2 separate regions of the Homo sapiens genome follow, and region 1 is linked to region 2. The links are chromatin loops, found by intact Hi-C in ENCODE. Cell type or tissue: A673. All regions are shown on one strand. Links, peaks and the distances in the headings refer to the core of each region. The heading gives the core; the rest is flanking DNA. Region 1 has its middle 37 kb from the start of LINC03056. Region 2 overlaps LINC03056 (long intergenic non-protein coding RNA 3056).

What was found. A loop is a pair of places that touch in the nucleus more often than their neighbours do. Peaks named below come from ENCODE experiments on the same cell type or tissue, not always from the same donor. Only the 100,000 strongest peaks of a DNase experiment are listed, where the experiment ranks them.
Region 1: a loop joins it to region 2, with 2.3 times the contacts of the local background. A loop is called at or near these places in 2 of 110 quality-filtered maps.

Annotation. Positions count from the first base shown.
Region 1 is chr12:63,409,066-63,411,990 of GRCh38, reverse strand. No RefSeq gene overlaps it. Among named protein-coding and RNA genes, the nearest start is that of LINC03056, 37 kb to the right of the region's middle. In A673, for the core only: no CTCF peak of the experiment used is centred there; a DNase peak (open chromatin) is centred at 1,600; H3K4me3 peaks cover 972 bases; H3K27ac peaks cover 2,438 bases.
Region 2 is chr12:63,304,994-63,307,918 of GRCh38, reverse strand. The region is part of intron 1 of LINC03056 (long intergenic non-protein coding RNA 3056); the gene reads left to right. Among named protein-coding and RNA genes, the nearest start is that of LINC03056, 67 kb to the left of the region's middle. In A673, for the core only: no CTCF peak of the experiment used is centred there; a DNase peak (open chromatin) is centred at 1,258.

The DNA of each region.
Region 1 (2,925 bases), core at 116-2,615, 100 kb before region 2:
GCATGTGCATGTGTATAAAAGCTATTATTCTGCAGTATAATAATCTCACTATGATACTGTCTTCCCTTAAAAATAAAATGTAAATCTCTGGATATTGGATATTGGGCTTAGTTAAATGAATATTATATAAGGCTAAATAAGTGAACAATGGGAAGGATTCCCATTACTTTCTGACAATAACTAAAAGTCTTATGTTGAAATATAAATATGAAACTGTTTCATCTGTTATATTCAATTTTTTTCAAGAGCTTTTGTTATTCTCTTAAAGTTTAATTCTCAGTAAACATGTAAGTTTAATTCCTCTTACCAGCATAAAAGCTGAACTCTGCCTATGCATGTATGAATGAGCAAAAAATAAAAAGCAAAATCACGGAAACTCAGCTATAGCTGTAGAAGTCTATGTGAAGACAAGATGACACCAGTTAGTTTCTTTAAAAAAAAATTTCTTTAGTGTCTGTGTCAGTAAACACTGAACCCAGAAAAGAAATTGACTGGCAAGTGAAAACTTTCAAAATCTTACATTCGTTTTACTAGCTGGGTCTACCCCAACAGGCACTTATAATTGTTTAAGGAGAAGCCACAGAGATGAAAATAGACCAGAAAGTGTGAAGGATATAAAAATCATCTCAGAGTTCTGTTCTCCAAAATAGCCTGTTAGAAACTCATATCCCAAGTGTTGCAAGGAGTCTGACAACCATACAAGCCAATTTCACCTTGTTTTCTTGTAATACAACCAGTCAAAGAATGGTGAGTTCCCAGTTTTAACACTAAAAGGACAGCACACTTGTTGGTTCTTACCAGATCTTAGACTCCTCTTTGATTTAGATCTAAACATGGCCTTAGCTATGGCATGTCCTGAAGGCCATCACTTGCTGGGTGTTCTCAGAATAGAGTTTGGTTTTTGTTGTTTTTATTCTGGAGGTGACTAAATAAAAAATGTACAGAACAAAAAGACTCACTGGAGAGCCAAGCAAGGCTATTTATTAACAAACCTCTAAATATTTTGGCAGAATTTGTTTTTTCTGTTGTTGATTTCTGGCCCCCCAATATGGGGCTCAGAGAAAACTCAAGACCCCCCAAAGGAGTTGCCTGAACCTGGCACTAAGATACCAGGTTGGGCCCATTGAAGCCTTCCTGAATTTAAGCTTCTTCTGGGGTGGAACTGGTAAGTCCTCCTGAGCCCCCGAGTCCTCTGTTTACAGAACCTATTCACGCTGTAGGCTGACATAAAACATGTAAAACAGAAATAAATCATAATAAATATATCGAATTCTGTATTTGTGGAAAATTTGCTATAATTCCAGAATATTGCTGAATATCACAGTGATTAGAATAATAGTAGTTTAGGAAATTGAGGGTATCAAGTAAAAAGGAATAAAAATAGATTTGTTCAGCTAAAATGTTGAAGAATGTAAGCCAGGTTTCACTGGAAAAGAGGAAGAGTAGGTGGAGTTCAGCAGCTGAGGATAAGTGGGTAAGGCTTAGCAGGACGCTGGCCTTTCACTAACTTAAGTCCTTAAGGGCACTGTTTGAGCCCAAGCTGAGTTTCTTCTCTTTTCTCTCCACTATAGGACCTTTAAAAAAGTTGAACTATTGTCTACTTTTTCCTGTGCTCTAGCCCACCAATTTCCTGTGGCTTTCTATCATACTTTGCTCTGCTCCCACACAACTGTGAAAGGAAATGCAATTTCCTGTTTTTTCCCCTAACTCTTCAATACCCAGAGTAGGTTCATAGATGTTATTTGGGTCTAGGAATGAAGTGGGGCTTCTCCATTGCCCTTTCCTTCTAAATTAATTAGGATTTTGACTATGTAGGGGAGAAAAGATAATTTTATCTCTACCCTCCATAGTTCTTAGCTGGGATCCCCTCTTACCAAAAGACAAATTAACACGAGAAAAGCAGAATTATAATAACTTGTATACCTCTTGTATATGTAGGAAAGGAAAGATTTCTCACCCATTGCTAGATTCATGGTTGAGGTGCCTATAATAAAAGATACGTTAATAAGTGAAAAGCATAAACATTTATTTAATGTAAGTTCTATGTGACATGAGAGCTTTCAGAAAAAGCATACACATTTATTTAATATGTTTTATGTAACATGAAGACCCAAAGAAAATAATATATATATATTCATCGATTTGATGAAGAGTGGACAGTTGTGTAGATGTATAGTTAGATAAAGGAGATATAATCTAATAGCAATGTCAAAAGACAAAATTACAACAAATTTAAAGATCCCAACTGGCTTTATTGAGATTCTAGAATCTCACTTCATTCCACAAAATAGAATAAGTATCCCAATTAGCTGAGCAGAAGAGGCTGGTTTAATAGACAGAGAAGGACTGAAGAAAGAAGAAACAAAGAACAAAAAGCAGATTGGTCATTTTAGAGTTACTTTTGAGGACTAAACTTTGACCTTTTTTTTTTTCCCTATTGCCCAAATTATTTTCTAAGGGTCCTCGGGAGTCATATTTTATAAACCATAAAATTTTGTTAAACAAGTTTTGTTTCTTTTATTAACCCAGTATAATGTGACTTACTCTCCAACCTGACTCTGGTATGGCATCACATGACAGATAGCAGAACTCTTTATCTTTAAGCATTCCTTTATACTGACTCCAAGTCTTTAGACAAAGCTTAACTCTTTCAAGCAATTGCCAACTAAAGAATCCCTAAAGCCCATTATGACTTGAAAGCCCCTTGTTTCGAGATGTCCCACCTTTTCACATTGAACCAATATATACCTTCCATATATTGATTTATGATTTTATCTGCAATGCCTGTCTTCCTGAAATGTATAAAACCAAACTGTAACTCAACTACCTTAGGCACACTTTCTCAGGACCTTCTGAGACTGTGTTTCCCTTGGCCATGGTCATTCACATAGGCTCAGAATAAACCTTTAAAAATATTTTGGCAGA
Region 2 (2,925 bases), core at 113-2,612:
GATGTATGGCAGAGCTAAACTGCGCATTTTGCTTATTGTCATGCTGTGCTGTTTATTGAATATAAAACCAATTGACTACATTTTTACATCTTGTAGCAAAAATGTACTTTGAAATTTTAGCTTTTAAGGGAAGAAATAGGAAGAGAAGAATGCTTCCAGGATTCCCAACAAAAAGAAAACTCCTAAATCTTAGCTAAGGTGGGGAATGATTTTTCATACCTTTGTTTTCCTAGTAGTAAATTAACCAAAAACACTTTATAAACAATCTCAAGTAAACAAATGAAATATTTTTTCTTTCCTACCCCCTAGCTTTACTGAGGTATAATTGACAAATTAAAATTGCATACATTAAAGGTGTATAACGTGATGTTTTGATATATGTATACATTGTAAAATAATTACATCAAGTTAATTAACATATCCATCACCACGTATAGTTACCGTTTGTGTGTGTGGGTAGTAAGAACACTTGAGACCTACTCTTTTAGCAAATTACCCATATACAACACATTACTATTAATTTTTACCATACTATACATTAAGTCTCCAGAACTAATCATCTTACAACTACAGGTTTGTACCCTTTGGTCAATATTCCACCCCTTCACCCCCATCCTCTGGTAACCACCTTTCTACTTCAGAATAGTCTTCCTTGAATGTTTTGAAGTTGAACTGCTATAGCATATCGAGTTCCTCATGGGCAACCACTGTATCTTATTCATCTTTGTGTTATTGTATGTAGTTTTTAAAAAAATTCTTCAGAGCCTGACATGATGCCTGGCACATAGGAGAGGCTCCATAATGTTTATTTCATTTGCTCAGTTTAGTCTAATGGTGTATAGAATTCTAGAGTTCTAGGCTCACGTTTCAAGCATGAACAGCTTTCGGCAAAATTCTTAAATGGGAAAAATGTGCCTCCAGAATCTGTCAACTTTCCCTCTCATTGTGAACACAGATGCCAGTGTAATTTTGCCATTTTCTGCTGTGACATTGTCCCCTGGATTTTTTCTCATGATTAAACTATTTCTTGATTAAAAAAGAAAAGTAAGAACAGGTGATGGTGATACAATGTGGGAGACTTCTAGATAACCTATTTGCTTTGAGCCCCTGGGGATGATACCCGTGATAATGAGTAAAATATTTTAGGGTGTAGTACCCTTGCAAAACCTCTCAAATCATGAATCACACCAAGGAAGTAGCAGCCTTGGTTTCAGTCTTAGTTTTAAGAACTGGAGAGGAAGCAACATAATACAGTATTCCCATGAGACAGCAAAGCCTTTCTCCTCATTTTGCAGATGGGAAAATTGAAAAACAGCATAAGTGACTGCTCAATTTGACATGAATGAGGGGTAGAGCTGGAAACAACAACAAAGGACTGCACTTGGTTTTCTGTCACATTAAACCTTTATTTATCCAAAGATTTATAAGTTACTTTGTTTTACAACTCTAATCTCTATTTTTTAAGAAAATGGCAATTATATTTCCCCAGACTGTGATTAACAAATGTAATAATAAACATATAAATCCTTCCCATGGGATCCTGGTATATTGTTTTCTGGGTCAGCATGTTTTGTGCTCATAAAGTTTAATAAAACTTTGAAATGCTATTTTGAAATAATTCAAATACACTGCCAATTTTTCCTTTTTTGTGGGAATTTGTGTTTGATATGTACTAAATTTGGATGAAGTAGTTTTTCTTCCTTCATGTCTGTCATTGCAGCTAGAAGTTGAACATTGGATAATAAAATTTTTTATTTGGCCGGGCGCAGTGGCTCATGCCTGTAATCCCAGCATTTTGGGAGGCCGAGGCGGGCAGATCATGAGGTCGCAAGGTCAGGAGATCAAGACCCTCCTGGCTAACACAGTGAAACCGCGTCTCTACTAAAAATACAAAAAATTAGCTGGGCGTGGTGGCGGGCGCCTGTAGTCCCAGCTACTTGGGAGGCTGAGACAGGAGAATGGCGTGAACCTGGGAGGCAGAGGTTGCGGTGAGCCGAGATCACTGCACTCCAGCCCAGGCAACACAGTGAGACTCTGTCTCAAAAAAAAAAGAAAAAAAGAAAAGAAAAAATTTGTGTGACAGTGGCATTAATAAAATATTTATATAGGAAGACTTCTTGACTTTTAAAAGCTATTTCAAGGGTATATTTTTGTAACAAACTGAAATTTTTGTTAAATTATTTTTGAACAACTTTAATGTTCTAGCTCTTGCCTCAAAAGCACAAAGTAGAGCAATGAAACTATTTTTAAGTCTTCAACTTTGGAGGGCAAACTATCTTATTAATCAGGTTTTAGCAAATTTACTTAATAAAACTTATGCAGAAGTATGATTTAATTTTTTTCCATAACAAGGGCATAGCAATATTCTAATCATTTTGAGCCGTGAAATAGAACACAGAGTAAAAATCCTCTAGTCTATCCTATGTGGCAGTGGCAATTGTTTGTGGTATATGTTGCATATACACCCTAATTGCTTATGGTGTAGAGACATAAAAGAATATGTTTTGAGATCTGCACTAATAAGAAAAATGTCTGGGTCATCTTTAGCACTCTTTATTCATGACTCTATTTGCATGCCCTAATCATACACAATGAATCAGTAGTTTCGGCTGCTTAATGAACAAAAATTCAGAACAGAGAAGATAGCTTTCTCCAGTTGTGTCATCAGCTAGCAATTCCAAGGTCCCCGACAATTTCCTTAACACACACAACCCCCAGTAATTATAGCACATTTTCTAATAGATAACTTCTCAAACAAATTCTCAATTACGTAGGGGGTAAATCCATGCCTGAAGACTGCTTCATCACTGAGATTGGCTGTTTTATGCCCCCAAGCAGTGGCTGACACTTCCCTTTCACACAGTGTTCGGAACTCTTGGAGTGCATGAGACATCTGGGAAATTAGAGCTATGATAGGCTACCTGA